Linked DNA regions of Homo sapiens: region 2 is linked to region 1. A link is a loop called in an ENCODE intact Hi-C map of the cell type or tissue named here. Cell type or tissue: dorsolateral prefrontal cortex. All regions are shown on one strand. Links, peaks and the distances in the headings refer to the core of each region. The heading gives the core; the rest is flanking DNA.

The links. A loop is a pair of places that touch in the nucleus more often than their neighbours do. Peaks named below come from ENCODE experiments on the same cell type or tissue, not always from the same donor. Only the 100,000 strongest peaks of a DNase experiment are listed, where the experiment ranks them.
Region 2: it touches region 1 in a loop (6-fold over the local background); 1 of 110 quality-filtered maps calls a loop at or near these places.

The regions. Positions count from the first base shown.
Region 1 is chr1:196,894,166-196,901,823 of GRCh38, reverse strand. The region is part of intron 1 of CFHR4 (complement factor H related 4); the gene reads right to left. Among named protein-coding and RNA genes, the nearest start is that of CFHR4, 9.9 kb to the right of the region's middle. RefSeq lists a silencer at 4,071-4,365. In dorsolateral prefrontal cortex, for the core only: no CTCF peak of the experiment used is centred there; no DNase peak of the experiment used is centred there; H3K4me3 peaks cover 1,357 bases; H3K27me3 peaks cover 1,167 bases.
Region 2 is chr1:197,098,706-197,106,363 of GRCh38, reverse strand. It overlaps ASPM (assembly factor for spindle microtubules), which reads left to right. Exons shown (of 28, transcript NM_018136.5): 18 at 1,179-5,933. Among named protein-coding and RNA genes, the nearest start is that of F13B, 35 kb to the right of the region's middle. In dorsolateral prefrontal cortex, for the core only: no CTCF peak of the experiment used is centred there; no DNase peak of the experiment used is centred there; H3K4me3 peaks cover 1,454 bases; H3K27ac peaks cover 2,500 bases.

The DNA of each region.
Region 1 (7,658 bases), core at 2,784-5,283:
AAGCATTTTTATTAATTTTTAATTTTGATTAGAAAATAAGATGTTTTTAATGTTTTATATACAATATTTTTTACAGTATATTTACAGTTTATTGAGGAATTTGTGTATATTGAATATTTGACATATATGTTTAAGCACTATGTTATTATAAGGCTTATACTTGATATTTCCAAAAAAAGTTTCCATTTCCATGGGATGATTCGGAGATAATTTACTACTTGTAATACCAGAAGAATATTCATTTTTTCTATGAAATATGATCATTGTTCAAGAAACCTTATACTACACATTATAAAAAATTCCAACATATGCACCACACACACACGCACAATATTGTTTATTATCTCCATTATTCTTTAGTCCACTGGTTTATTGTCTTTCTTTCTTATTTTTTCATTAGCGAGATTTTCAGGCAGTTTCTACAGTCTTGTTTTGTGGATTATAAATGTTGAATTCTTGCATCTCTTAAGTATCTTCATTTAAAAGATACGTGAGTAACTTCTCTAGGTATAGATTCTTGGCCTACAGTCCATATTTCTCTTCACCATTTTTTTTTTGCCACATTTTTGAAACTTCCAATGTGGAAGTTCAAATATTCATTCAGTTTCATTGCTTATAAATAGCATCTTAATTACTCTGATTTTAGGGTATAAATCCTCAGCTGTGCTGTTTTTGAAGCTTAGCTCAAGACTTCTTTCCCCTATTGCAATAGTCAAATAAAATCTGTCTTGTCATATTAACAAGTGTCAGATGAATAATTTGTCTTTAACACATCTGGCGTTCATCAATCTATTTCTTTTTGTTTGATTAGAAAAATTTTTCAACCGGTTTCTACAGATTAGTTATGCCGATTATAACTTTGAATCCTTGCATGTTGTAAATGTCTTTAACAAAGACCTGGGAACAATAACTTGTCTTTGTATAGTTTCTTGGCCTATATCCATATCTCTCATTGTTGATAGATTTTGCCCCCCATTTTTTGAACTTCCAAAGTTGAGCTTAAAATGCCTCATTTAGTTTCATTCCTTCTATGTTACATTCTGTTGTTTCCCCCCGACCACTGTTTGGATATTTGTATTATTTTCTCTTTACCTTTGAACTTTGCAAATTTCATCATGATACATTATGATACTTCAACATAGATCATTTAACACTAATTCCACCTTGGACAAGCTTGAGTCTTTGGATTTGCAGGAAGTGAGCCTTAAAAAACTCAATTAAAATTTCCATTAAGTGGTAGAGCAGAGATTTAAACTTTAGTTTTCTGATTTCAGAACAAGTATAGTTATCTATCTCATGATGGTGTTTCATAGAATGTAAATAACATAGTCTGCTGAGATTTCTTTTCAAAAAATCAAAAAGGAAGTATAATTAAAAGTAGCTATCATTATCATTAATACCACAAGCTTGAGCCACTTCATGACTTTTCTTTTTTACTGAGAAAATTTAAACCATTTTTATCTTTCTCATATGGTAGTTCTCTAAAGCAAAAAAAAAAAAAAAAAATTCCACCTATGATCTGATTGGCACTGAAGTCAGCAGAACTTAGAGCAGCCTCATTCTATTTCTTAGTCTTCTACCATGTGAATTGTAGACTCACAAGCAGTTATGATGGTTCTATCACAATGTTAACTCAAACTGACCTTAACGTTGATTAAAATACTCACTAATTTTTATAGTGGTTGCTAATCTGTTTGTACTAGTACTGCTGATTCCTTTGACCCAAGACCAGGATCTTACAGTTACCACTACTAAATTTAATTTTTTTAGATTTAGCTTTGCACGTAGGATTCTTCTGGAATTATGAATCTATACTAATGCAGATTCACTGTCACCATCTGCTGTAGCATTTCATTTGTGAATTTATACTGCATTTCTCCTAAACCGTTAAACTATGGGCAGACACAAAAGAGTAATGAAGCCTGAGAATAAAATGCTGTATCTGATAATCAGGTAAAACATTTAATAAAACTGCAAACTACTTGATAAATCATCAAACCAGTCAATTTCTCCATCTTTTCCACACAAATTTCAGAAGGTCACTTGCGAAATACTTTTGCAGAAAACCAGATATAGCTGGCATTCAGTTGGTCCAGAAGCATTTGGGCTGATCTAGCATTTTCATAAGCCAACTATAGAATAATTATTTATTTACCTTATAGTTTTTATGCACAGTGAAATTGGTTTCACAGTTACAATAGCTACCTTTCTTAAGAACTCATGCTTTTGACAATTCATCTGGGTTTGGGCACGATAATCCGAACACCTTGGGAGGCCAAGGTGGGAGGACTGCTTGAGGCCCAGTTTGAGATCAGCCTAAGCATCACAGCAAGACCTTGTGTCTACAGAATAAAAATAAAAAAGTAACTGGGCATGGTGGCACATGCCTATATTCCCAACTGCTTAGGAGGTTGCAGTGGGAAGATCATTTGAGCCAAGGAGGTCAAGATTGCAGCGACGTATACTGCGCTGCTGCACTCCAGCCTGGGCAACAGAGGAAGACCTTGTTTTAAAAAGAAGAGGAAAGAACATTTTTCTGTCATGGACTATCCACTTTAAGTATGGTTCACCTTTACAATGCACTGCAAGATAGAAAAAAAAAAGAATATGTTTGTAGAGACAGAAAAAATCTTGAAAAAGGCAAAGGAACCATCATAGAAATAAAACACCCTATTGACGTGAGAGACATTTTGCTACATTTGATGATTGTGGAAATTCCACAAATTCTTCAATACTCCTTCCTCAAAATAGTGGAGCCTAATTCTCCTCCACTTGTTGTGTGCTGGACTTAGTGACTCATTTCTGAAGAATAAATATGGCTCAGGTGAGAGTGTGTGACTAGGTGATAAATGACATGAAGGCTTCCTCCTACTCCTCACTCTCTCTGTCTTGAATCTTTAGCTCTGGAGAAATGTAGTTGCCATTCAAGCAACCTGTGGAGGGGACAATGTGGTAAGGTACTGGGACCTCCTACCAAAATCTGTGTGAGTGAGCCATGTTGGAAGCAGATCCTGCAGCCCAGCCAAGTTGTCAGGTCACTGCAGCCCAGGCCAACATCCTTGGCAACGACACAGGAGAGCATCTGACACAGAACTAAACAGTAAAGTCACTCCCAAATGCCTGACCCACAAAATCTGTGAGAAAATAAAGGTTTATTGTTTTAAGCAAATATGTTTTTAGCAAAATATGTTTCACAACCATACATAACTAATATACTAGGCTTTAGAGGGTGCTAGTCTCACCCAGTGTATTATTTTGGACATTGGAAGAATAGAGAAATATCTATTCATATACACACATCCATCTGTATAATTCTGAGTAGCAAACATTAAAGAGAATTTTAGTTTACAATAATTGTTTTAAATTCTACTTAGAATTATCTACTTTGGAAAGCAAAGACTTCTCAAAACTCCATATACTAAAATATTGAAATTTATTGTCTCCCCTTTTTTTGTGTTTAAGAGAAAGTAATTTCAGATTTTAAATGTAAGTCAGTATATGGACTGGAACTTACTGCTACATCCTGGAGCACGTAGGTACCCACCCACTACTAGTGCATTTGCCCTGTTTCCCTGGGTTGTAGGATAAAAGCCATCTATAAACTCACATATGATTAAATCTTCAATTCTGTGTTTTGTCTTTTCAGGTGTGTAGACATCATTTTGAATATAAGGAGGATTACATTTTTTTTTTTCTGAAAAGAAAACGGCTGTGTGGACTATGTAGAAATCACTACCCATTAAAATAAAGTACATTCTTGCTAGAAACACAGTAAAAATGCAAATAAGGAAGGCCTGAGTAAGGACTTACAGTGTTAACCATCCATGTATTCCACACAGAAGTCTTTCAGCTTTTCTCCTTGAGTACACATATCTTAGCTCTGGTTGATTTAGTGAGAGTCTTTGATACGGAAAGGAGACAGGCAAATACTGGTTAGAAGAGGGCGATTCCCTGTCAAAGGCCCCACCCCGACCCTAAATGAGGACAGGCATGTCTGTTTTCCTGTCCAAAATGTTGCCTTTTGGCCCTCCATGCTCCTCATCCAGCCCCCATATAAACCCAACACCTTAGCGGGCACACATACGCGGCTGAACAATCACAGCGGAACAAGGCAGCAGAGAAAGAGAGAAGAGCAGGAATGTCTGGATGCCGAGGGAAATGAGTTCCGCTAGGGGAGGTCGGAGAAAAATCTGGCCGCTGGGTGGCCTAACTCCAGGGGAAGACCACCTTCCCACTCCATCCCCCACTTCGGGCTCCCTATCCAACTTGCTGAGAACCACCGCCATCACTCAATAAAACCTTGCAGTCATCCTTTGAGCCCGCATGTGATCCAATTCTTTAGGACCACTGGGCAAGAGCTCAGGATACAGAAGTCTGTCACACTGGCCCCAGGCTCTTGAGATAAGGCAGAGGGTCCATTGAGCGGATTAACACACAAGCCGTCTGCAGACAGCAAATCTGAGTTTTGTAACACGCGTCCACTTGGGCGTCTGTACTCACAGACGCCTACCCTAGACGCTGCCGTGGGGCCAGAGCTCAAAAGCACTCATGCCGGCCTCTGCACCTGCCCGTCTGCAAGCTGCCCCTAGGGGTTTGAGCTGCGGGGCGACAAAGCAGATAACACCCCTCTCGCACGTCCTGCGAGGGGAATCAGGGAACTCCCCCATTTCATCTTGATTGAAAGACAAAGGTGCTTTCACCAGTTCAGTCCTTTTCTTTTTTTCTTTCTGTTCCCTTCCATCGGAATTCAGAGCCCTGCCTTTTCTTCTCAGAACGACTCAATGGAGGGAGCTAGTAGTGTTTATGTTTGATACCTAATGTAAATGATGAGTGCAGCAAACCAACACAGCGTATTTATACATATGTAACAAACCTGCACGTTGTGCACATGTACCCTAGAACTTAAAGTATAATAATAATAATAAAAAAGATTAAATTCATTAGCTTGTTATTCTATTTACTGAAAGCAATCTAAGAAATATAGAAAAAGAAATCTGGGAAGATGGCGGAGGAGGAAACACCTGGAATCTGACTCCTCACCTTTACAGTTGCATGGCCAGAATTTGTCTGATTGTACTATTTTTGGAGTCTATTGAAGCCCTACAACTTCTAGGGATGACTTGGATCGTAAGTTGCACTCACATTCAGTCAATTTTAGCTCCTAGCACAGTGTCATATGTTCATACCACGCTCCTTAGCCACATGGCAGGCAGCTGTATGTGTATTTATGGAGCAACCTGCACATAGCAGCGGGGAGCCAGAGTGTCGAAAACAACTCGATTCTTCAAATATTTGAGATTTGTGCTCTGATTGCTGGGTTCTTTGATCACAGAGATGCAGACAGAAAGATAGGCGGCCATTGTTTTTCGGCTTTCTCCATTGTTGCAAGCCCCTCCCCTTGGCTGATGTGAATTTGTCCAAGGGGAGATACACTAGGATATTCCAAAGCAACCGCATGAATGGGGAAAATTAGAAAATGACTATGAACACTTAGCAAAAAGTGCAGGCTTGGAAAACACTGGAGACAACCTAAAGTCTATGCTACAGGCTAATTCTTGACACAGACATAGCCTACTATATTCAGACAAAAACAATAAATGAAAACAATGCAGGAAGCCCCTCAACAAACATGTAGAAGGAGGAGAATCTGATTCCCATTGTTACCCATTATTAGATTAAAAAGTTCAGTTTTCCACAAAAAGAATATTTTGGCAGCCAGACACTAAACACTAGGATGTTCCAAAGCAACTGCATGAATGGGGAAAATTAGAAAATGACTATGAACACTTAGCAAAAAGTGCAGGCTTGGAAAACACTGGAGACAACCTAAAGTCTATACTACCGGCTAATTTGTGACACAGACATAGCCTACAACATTCAGACAAAAACAATAAATGAAAACAATGCAGGAAGCCCCTCAACAAACATGTAGAAGGAGGAGAATCTGATTCCAGTTGTTACCCATTATTAGACTAAAATGTTCAGTTTTCAACAAAAAAATTATGTCATACAAAGAAATAGGAAAGTATGGCCTATTAAAAGAAAAAAAATAAACTGAAAGTTTCCCTGAAAAAGCTCTGATGGTAGGTCTATTAGAAACTTTAAAATAACTGTATTAAAGATACTGAAAGAAGTAAAGAAAGATGTGAAGAAAGAAAATGATGTATGATCAAAATGGAAATATGAATAAAGGGATAGAAAGCCTGAAAAGGAAACAAAAAGAAATTCTGAAAGTACAATAATTAAAAGGAAAAAAATCAAAAAAGAGATTCAGAGGCATAGTAGAGCAGGCAGATGAAAGAATTAACAATTTTAGAAAAACCAAAATTATTGAATCTGAATAACAGAAAAAGAAATTAAAGTATAAAGTGAAAAGAATCTAAGGAACATGGGACACCAGGAAGCAGACCAACACACACAAAGTGGATTTCGGAAGGAGAAGAGAAAGATGAATAGAGAATGTTTGAAGAAATAATGGCATTAATAGAGACCCTCAATAAACTTAATGAACTTAATGAGATTAACTCAAAGAGATAGATATCAAGATACATTATAATCAAACTTTAATTTAATTAAGTTTTTTAATTTGTAGTGATAGGGTCTTGCTCTGTCACCCAGGGAGGAGTGCAGTGGTGTGATCATAGCTCACTGCAATCTCAAATTCCTAGTCTAAAGCAATCCTCCTGCCTCAGTCTCTTGAATTGTAAGGACTACAGGCATGCTCTACTATATCAGGCTAACTTTTTTCTTTAATATAATTTTTTTTGACAGGGTCATGCTCTGGCACCCAGGCCAGAATGCAATGATGTGATCACACCTTACTGTAGCCTCGACCTCCTGGGCTCAAGTGATCCTTCCACTTCAGCCTCTTGAGTAGCTGGGACTACAGGTGCATTTCACCATACCTGAATAATTTGTTGTTGTTGTTGTTGTTTTTAGAGACAGGGTTTTGCCATGCTTGCCAGGCTGACCTCAAACTTCTGGCCTCAAGCAACTCTCCCCATTCAGTCTTCCAAAGTGCTGGCGTTACAGGAATGAGCCACTATACTTGGTCATAATCAAATTTTTAAATAGCAAAGACACAGAGAGAGTCTTGTATGCAGCAAGAGAGAAGCAATTTCTCACAGGTAAGTATTTCTTAGTCAGATTATTAGCAGATTTCTCATCAGAAGTTTATAGGCCAGAGGCATTGGGCCAATATGTTCAAAACGCTAAAAGAAAAAAAACGTCTTTCAACTAAGAATCCCATATCTGTCAAAAGTGTCCTTCAAAAGTGAAGGAGAAATTAATTCATTCCCAGATAAACAAAAGCTGAGGGAGTTTGAGACCACTAGACTTGCCTTTCAAGAAATGTCTAATAGAGTCCTGAAGGGTAAAGTGAAATAATACTAGACAGTAACTGGACATTGCAGGAAGAAATAATGACCTCAATAAAGGTAAATACATGGGCAATTTAAAAAGGCTAGCATTATGGTAACAATGGTTTTTGTCTCCATTTTTTGTTTTTCTATATGATTTAAGAGACCAGTGAAGTTTAGAAAAACAATTATTAACCTAAAAGCTTTTATTGTTGTAACTTTGGTTTAAAACTCCATATTTCATTTTCTACATAATTTAGGAAACCAATGCATTTAAGTGAATTATTAAGTTTTGGGCAC
Region 2 (7,658 bases), core at 2,633-5,132, 200 kb before region 1:
AAATACTTTTGTACAAATAAGTTTGACTGTTGTTGGATAAATATTTTGACAACTTGTGCATCTCTTCTTGGTAAGATAAAATGTATACAATCATTTCCTGTCAGGTTGAAGAGTATGAACAAAACCTCAGGTAACATTTAGTAGAGGAAGAAGACAATAAAACTTACAGGAAAAGGGTCAGGAAAAGGGATGTGCATGTTCTCCTTAAGCTTCCTCACCCATGGATAGGTATGCTTAGGCCAGTGATAGCTGCAAGCAAACTCGATACTGCTATAGGAGAGCGAGGTACCCAGTCCCTATATTACTCTACTTATATGCGAGAAAAAGTAAGATGTAGTAGAGAACAACCTCTCCATGCCACCCCCAATCTCAGCAATGTTTGGAGTGTTTGTACAAAGGAATGGTCTTATTGCTAAAACATCTAGAACTTGACTACCATTAGCCTGGGACCATTTTAGATACCAGCAACTGGAATTAGCTTGAGAGTTTGTAGCTCTTTTTGTTGAGCCAACATACAGTTGGATTAGCCATTGTAACCATGGCTTTTCAAAAGACAAAAGTTTTGTCATTTCTCAAGTCTTTCTAGAATTCTACTTTTAAGCCATGTATTTATAGTTCCTAAATTTGGGAAAAGGAAGTAATTTTATTCTTAATGAAAATAATGACTCTGAGAGTGATCTGGTTTATTTATTCCTAAATTCCTATATTTATATTATCAGGCCTGTAATGTGATAATGCAGGATCCTTCACATAAACAGTTTCTAGTCATTATAAGGTAGCTTAGAAACATTGAAGTAAGGGGACCATATAAGGCCCAGAAATAAACTCATAGGAAATTACTTAGAATCAATAGATAGCAAAGAATATTACTATAGTTTTATTTTGACTCTTTTGCTTGTAATATAACATAAACTTGCTTATGTTTCTTATGATTCTGGCATACAAATGCAGTATTTAAATATAATGAAGATTTGGATGGATTTCTGAATTGGCTACAGGTATATCAATGTAAAACCTAAACTAAAAACAAAAGAGACAAATATCTCACAAAAATAATTAGTTTTCTAATTCAATGTGTTTATTTTTAAGCAGAATGTTAGAAAAATTAGTATTTTGAAAAGTGTTAAATATAGAAAGCTATGCCTATTTTACTTTGTGTCCTTTCTTACCTTTTCCAGGGATATTGGAGAAGATATTCCACTAGACAAAGATTTCTGAAATTGAAATATTATTCAATCATCCTGCAATCTAGGATAAGAATGATAATTGCTGTTACATCTTATAAACGATATCTTTGGGCTACAGTTACAATTCAGAGGCATTGGCGTGCTTATTTAAGAAGAAAACAAGATCAACAAAGATATGAAATGCTAAAATCATCAACTCTTATAATCCAATCTATGTTCAGAAAATGGAAGCAACGTAAAATGCAATCACAAGTAAAAGCTACAGTAATATTGCAAAGAGCTTTTAGAGAATGGCATTTAAGAAAACAAGCTAAAGAAGAAAATTCTGCTATTATCATACAATCATGGTATAGAATGCATAAAGAATTACGGAAATATATTTATATTAGATCTTGTGTTGTTATCATTCAGAAAAGATTTCGGTGCTTTCAAGCCCAAAAGTTATATAAAAGAAGAAAAGAGTCCATACTAACCATCCAGAAGTACTACAAAGCATATCTGAAAGGAAAGATTGAGCGCACCAACTATTTGCAGAAACGAGCTGCAGCCATTCAATTACAAGCTGCTTTTAGGAGACTGAAAGCTCATAATTTATGTAGACAAATTAGAGCTGCTTGTGTTATTCAGTCATACTGGAGAATGAGACAAGACAGAGTTCGATTTTTAAACCTTAAGAAGACTATTATCAAATTTCAGGCACATGTAAGAAAACATCAACAACGACAGAAATATAAGAAGATGAAGAAAGCAGCTGTTATAATTCAGACTCATTTCCGAGCTTATATTTTTGCCATGAAAGTTCTAGCATCTTACCAGAAAACACGCTCTGCTGTCATTGTGCTGCAGTCTGCATATAGAGGGATGCAAGCCAGGAAAATGTATATTCACATCCTCACATCTGTTATAAAGATTCAATCATATTATCGTGCTTATGTTTCTAAAAAGGAATTTTTGAGCCTAAAAAATGCTACAATAAAATTGCAGTCAACTGTTAAGATGAAACAAACACGTAAACAATATTTGCATTTAAGAGCAGCTGCACTATTTATCCAGCAATGTTACCGTTCCAAAAAAATAGCTGCACAAAAGAGAGAAGAGTATATGCAGATGCGGGAATCTTGTATCAAACTGCAAGCATTTGTTAGAGGATACCTTGTCCGAAAGCAGATGAGGTTACAAAGAAAAGCTGTTATTTCACTACAGTCTTATTTCAGAATGAGAAAGGCTCGGCAGTATTATCTGAAAATGTATAAAGCAATTATTGTCATTCAGAATTACTATCATGCATACAAAGCACAGGTCAATCAGAGGAAGAACTTCTTGCAAGTCAAAAAAGCAGCTACTTGCTTGCAAGCAGCTTACAGAGGTTATAAAGTACGCCAGCTAATCAAACAACAATCTATAGCTGCTCTTAAAATTCAGTCTGCTTTTAGAGGCTATAATAAAAGGGTAAAATATCAATCTGTGCTTCAATCTATAATAAAGATTCAGAGATGGTACAGGGCGTACAAGACTCTTCATGATACAAGAACACATTTTTTGAAGACAAAGGCAGCTGTGATTTCCCTCCAGTCTGCTTATCGTGGCTGGAAGGTTCGGAAACAGATTAGAAGGGAACATCAAGCTGCCTTGAAGATTCAGTCTGCTTTTAGAATGGCCAAGGCCCAGAAACAGTTTAGATTGTTTAAAACAGCAGCATTAGTCATCCAGCAAAATTTCAGAGCATGGACTGCAGGAAGGAAGCAATGTATGGAGTATATTGAACTCCGTCATGCGGTACTGGTGCTTCAATCTATGTGGAAGGGAAAAACACTGAGAAGACAGCTTCAAAGGCAACATAAATGTGCTATCATCATACAGTCATACTATAGAATGCATGTGCAACAAAAGAAGTGGAAAATCATGAAAAAAGCTGCTCTTCTGATTCAAAAGTATTATAGGGCTTACAGTATTGGAAGAGAACAGAATCATTTATATTTGAAAACAAAAGCAGCTGTAGTAACTTTACAGTCAGCTTATCGTGGTATGAAAGTGAGAAAAAGAATAAAGGATTGCAACAAAGCAGCAGTCACTATACAGTCTAAATACAGAGCTTACAAAACCAAAAAGAAATATGCAACCTATAGAGCTTCAGCTATTATAATTCAGAGATGGTATCGAGGTATTAAAATTACAAACCATCAGCATAAGGAGTATCTTAATTTGAAGAAGACAGCAATTAAAATCCAATCTGTTTATAGAGGTATTAGAGTTAGAAGACATATTCAACACATGCACAGGGCAGCCACTTTTATTAAAGCCATGTTTAAAATGCATCAGTCAAGAATAAGTTACCATACAATGAGAAAAGCAGCTATTGTTATTCAAGTAAGATGTAGAGCATATTATCAAGGTAAAATGCAGCGTGAAAAGTACCTGACAATTTTGAAAGCTGTTAAAGTCCTTCAGGCAAGTTTTAGAGGAGTAAGAGTTAGACGGACTCTTAGAAAGATGCAGACTGCAGCAACACTCATTCAGTCAAACTACAGAAGATACAGACAGCAAACATACTTTAATAAGTTAAAGAAAATAACAAAAACAGTACAGCAAAGATACTGGGCAATGAAAGAAAGAAACATACAATTTCAAAGGTATAACAAACTGAGGCATTCTGTAATATACATTCAGGCTATTTTTAGGGGAAAGAAAGCTAGAAGACATTTAAAAATGATGCATATAGCCGCAACTCTCATTCAGAGGAGATTTAGAACTCTAATGATGAGAAGAAGATTCCTCTCTCTCAAGAAAACTGCTATTTTGATTCAGAGAAAATATCGGGCACATCTTTGTACAAAGCATCACTTACAGTTCCTTCAGGTACAAAATGCAGTTATTAAAATCCAGTCATCATACAGAAGATGGATGATAAGGAAAAGGATGCGAGAGATGCACAGGGCTGCTACTTTCATCCAGTCTACTTTCAGAATGCACAGATTACATATGAGATATCAGGCTTTGAAACAGGCCTCCGTTGTGATCCAACAGCAATACCAAGCAAATAGAGCTGCAAAACTGCAGAGGCAGCATTATCTCAGACAAAGACACTCTGCTGTGATCCTTCAGGCTGCATTCAGGGGTATGAAAACTAGAAGACATTTGAAGAGTATGCATTCCTCTGCAACCCTTATTCAGAGTAGGTTTAGATCATTACTGGTGAGGAGAAGATTCATTTCCCTCAAAAAAGCTACTATTTTTGTTCAGAGGAAATATCGAGCCACCATTTGTGCCAAACATAAATTGTACCAATTCTTGCACTTAAGAAAGGCAGCCATTACAATACAGTCATCTTACAGAAGACTGATGGTAAAGAAGAAGTTACAAGAAATGCAAAGGGCTGCAGTTCTCATTCAGGCTACTTTCAGGATGTACAGAACATATATTACATTTCAGACTTGGAAACATGCTTCAATTCTAATTCAGCAACATTATCGAACATATAGAGCTGCAAAATTACAAAGAGAAAATTATATCAGACAATGGCATTCTGCTGTGGTTATTCAGGCTGCATATAAAGGAATGAAAGCAAGACAACTTTTAAGGGAAAAACACAAAGCTTCTATCGTAATACAAAGCACCTACAGAATGTATAGGCAGTATTGTTTCTACCAAAAGCTTCAGTGGGCTACAAAAATCATACAAGAAAAATATAGAGCAAATAAAAAGAAACAGAAAGTATTTCAACACAATGAACTTAAGAAAGAGACTTGTGTTCAGGCAGGTTTTCAGGACATGAACATAAAAAAACAGATTCAGGAACAGCACCAGGCTGCCATTATTATTCAGAAGCATTGTAAAGCCTTTAAAATAAGGAAGCATTATCTCCACCTTAGAGCAACAGTAGTTTCTATTCAAAGAAGATACAGAAAACTAACTGCAGTGCGTACCCAAGCAGTTATTTGTATACAGTCTTATTACAGAGGCTTTAAAGTACGAAAGGATATTCAAAATATGCACCGGGCTGCCACACTAATTCAGTCATTCTATCGAATGCACAGGGCCAAAGTTGATTATGAAACAAAGAAAACTGCAATTGTGGTTATACAGAATTATTATAGGTTGTATGTTAGAGTAAAAACAGAAAGAAAAAACTTTTTAGCAGTTCAGAAATCTGTACGAACTATTCAGGCTGCTTTTAGAGGCATGAAAGTTAGACAAAAATTGAAAAATGTATCAGAGGAAAAGATGGCAGCCATTGTTAACCAATCTGCACTCTGCTGTTACAGAAGTAAAACTCAGTATGAAGCTGTTCAAAGTGAAGGTGTTATGATTCAAGAGTGGTATAAAGCTTCTGGCCTTGCTTGTTCACAGGAAGCAGAGTATCATTCTCAAAGTAGGGCTGCAGTAACAATTCAAAAAGCTTTTTGTAGAATGGTCACAAGAAAACTGGAAACACAGAAATGTGCTGCCCTACGGATTCAGTTCTTCCTTCAGATGGCTGTGTATCGGAGAAGATTTGTTCAGCAGAAAAGAGCTGCTATCACTTTACAGCATTATTTTAGGACGTGGCAAACCAGAAAACAGTTTTTACTATATAGAAAAGCAGCAGTGGTTTTACAAAATCACTACAGAGCATTTCTGTCTGCAAAACATCAAAGACAAGTCTATTTACAGATCAGAAGCAGTGTTATCATTATTCAAGCTAGAAGTAAAGGATTTATACAGAAACGGAAGTTTCAGGAAATTAAAAATAGCACCATAAAAATTCAGGTATTTCTATATTTAATTTAAATATAAAACTGTGAGTCTTTCTTTTGACCAATATTTGTTAGAATGTATAAAATGAGCTTAAGCAGGTCATAAAGAATAGTACTTAGTTGAGGTGACCATTTATCTTCCAAAGTGGAACATTTTTGAAAGAGGGAAAGGGCACTAGTAAGTCAGCCAAGACAGCACAGAACGGGGATTGTTCTGGCCATGGTCACCCTATGTGTGGTGCATTTCAGTATGGGTTAATTGTAGCACTCTTAGAAGAATTTTGAGAAAATAGGAGTCCTGTATTTGGCAAAGTTATTTCTTTAAGTGGAAAATATAAGCTAAGATAAAGTATTATTTGGCATAATATAGGCAAAATAGAGTAACTTTGTTCCTCTAATAATCTATTAACCAGAGCTGTTTGCTGCTTAGGCTAGTAGACATACTTTATTCTGAGTGTTTAGTACTTTGGCTTCCAAATCAATTTTGTATTATTTTGTTTTGTCTATTTGCCAAATGTGTGAGGAATGTACAGTATTATCTCTTTTAAAATATGAAGGAAGTGATAAAGTTTAAGTAATTTGGCCAATGTTGCATAGAGAGAGGCAGATCCAGGAACTGAATCTAAGTACTTCAGCTATTTCTTTTTACCTGCAATAACCCAGGCTTTAACCCAGATGTGATATGTTCATATCTTACTGGATTACTGTTAAATTTAGAAATAATGTTTTAATTCAAGAAATGTCAAGTGCTAGAAATGTGCCAAATGCTGTAGTGGGTGTTATAAATAGACAATGAGTAAGATATACTTAGTTGCTGTCCTCAAGGAACTTAATTGAACAAGGAAGTATAATTATAATACAACATGAGAAGTGTATGTTTCAGGAAACACAGAATGGGAAATCAAGCTAGTCTCCATGGTCAGAGACTTCCCAGAGTGAGTAACATTTAAGTTGAAATGTTACACTGAAGTATGAATTAGAAATAGCCCAGTAAAAGGTATAGAAGAATATTCCAATTGCAAGAGATAACGTGGAAAAATCAAAAAACTAGAAACAATAAAAAGTGATATGGGACCAGGTTGGCAATAGAGGGAGTAAGATTGTGGATAGATTTTTAAGACAGAAAAAATTTAGTCTTTATGCTCCAGACAAAACAAATTCTAGAGGAGTTTAAGCAGGAGAAGACCACAGTCATTTTTATTAAAAAAAAAAAAAAAATTACTCTGGCAGGAATGTGGAAGATGGACTGGAAAAGGAGCAAGACTAGAATCAGGTAGACCAAATGAAAATAGGCAGTAAGCCAGGTGAGAAAGAGTTATAGTTCAGTGTAGGTTTGTGACAATGGGATTGTAAGTTGGCATTATATAGAGCATGAACAAGGAGGCAAGCCATGTTGATGGCTTAAGTAACTCAGCAGAGTTACTCCCTCACACCCTGACATAGGGAATAAAGAGGGAAGAGCAGGTTTTGAGATTGATGATGAATTCAGTTTGGAGTATATAAGATCTGAAGTACCTAGCAGGTAACCCCCTTGAAATATCTAGTAAGGCAGTTGACTATGTTTGTCTGGAGTTCAGGAGAGTAGTGTGAGTATTAGAATTTGATTTGTACATTATGGGCATATGCTAATAATTAAAGTTCTGGGAATAATGAGATCACCAAGGAACAATACATAAAATGAGTGAACAAAGAGGGCCTGGGACTTGAGCCCTGAAGAACATCAAAATTCACAGACATT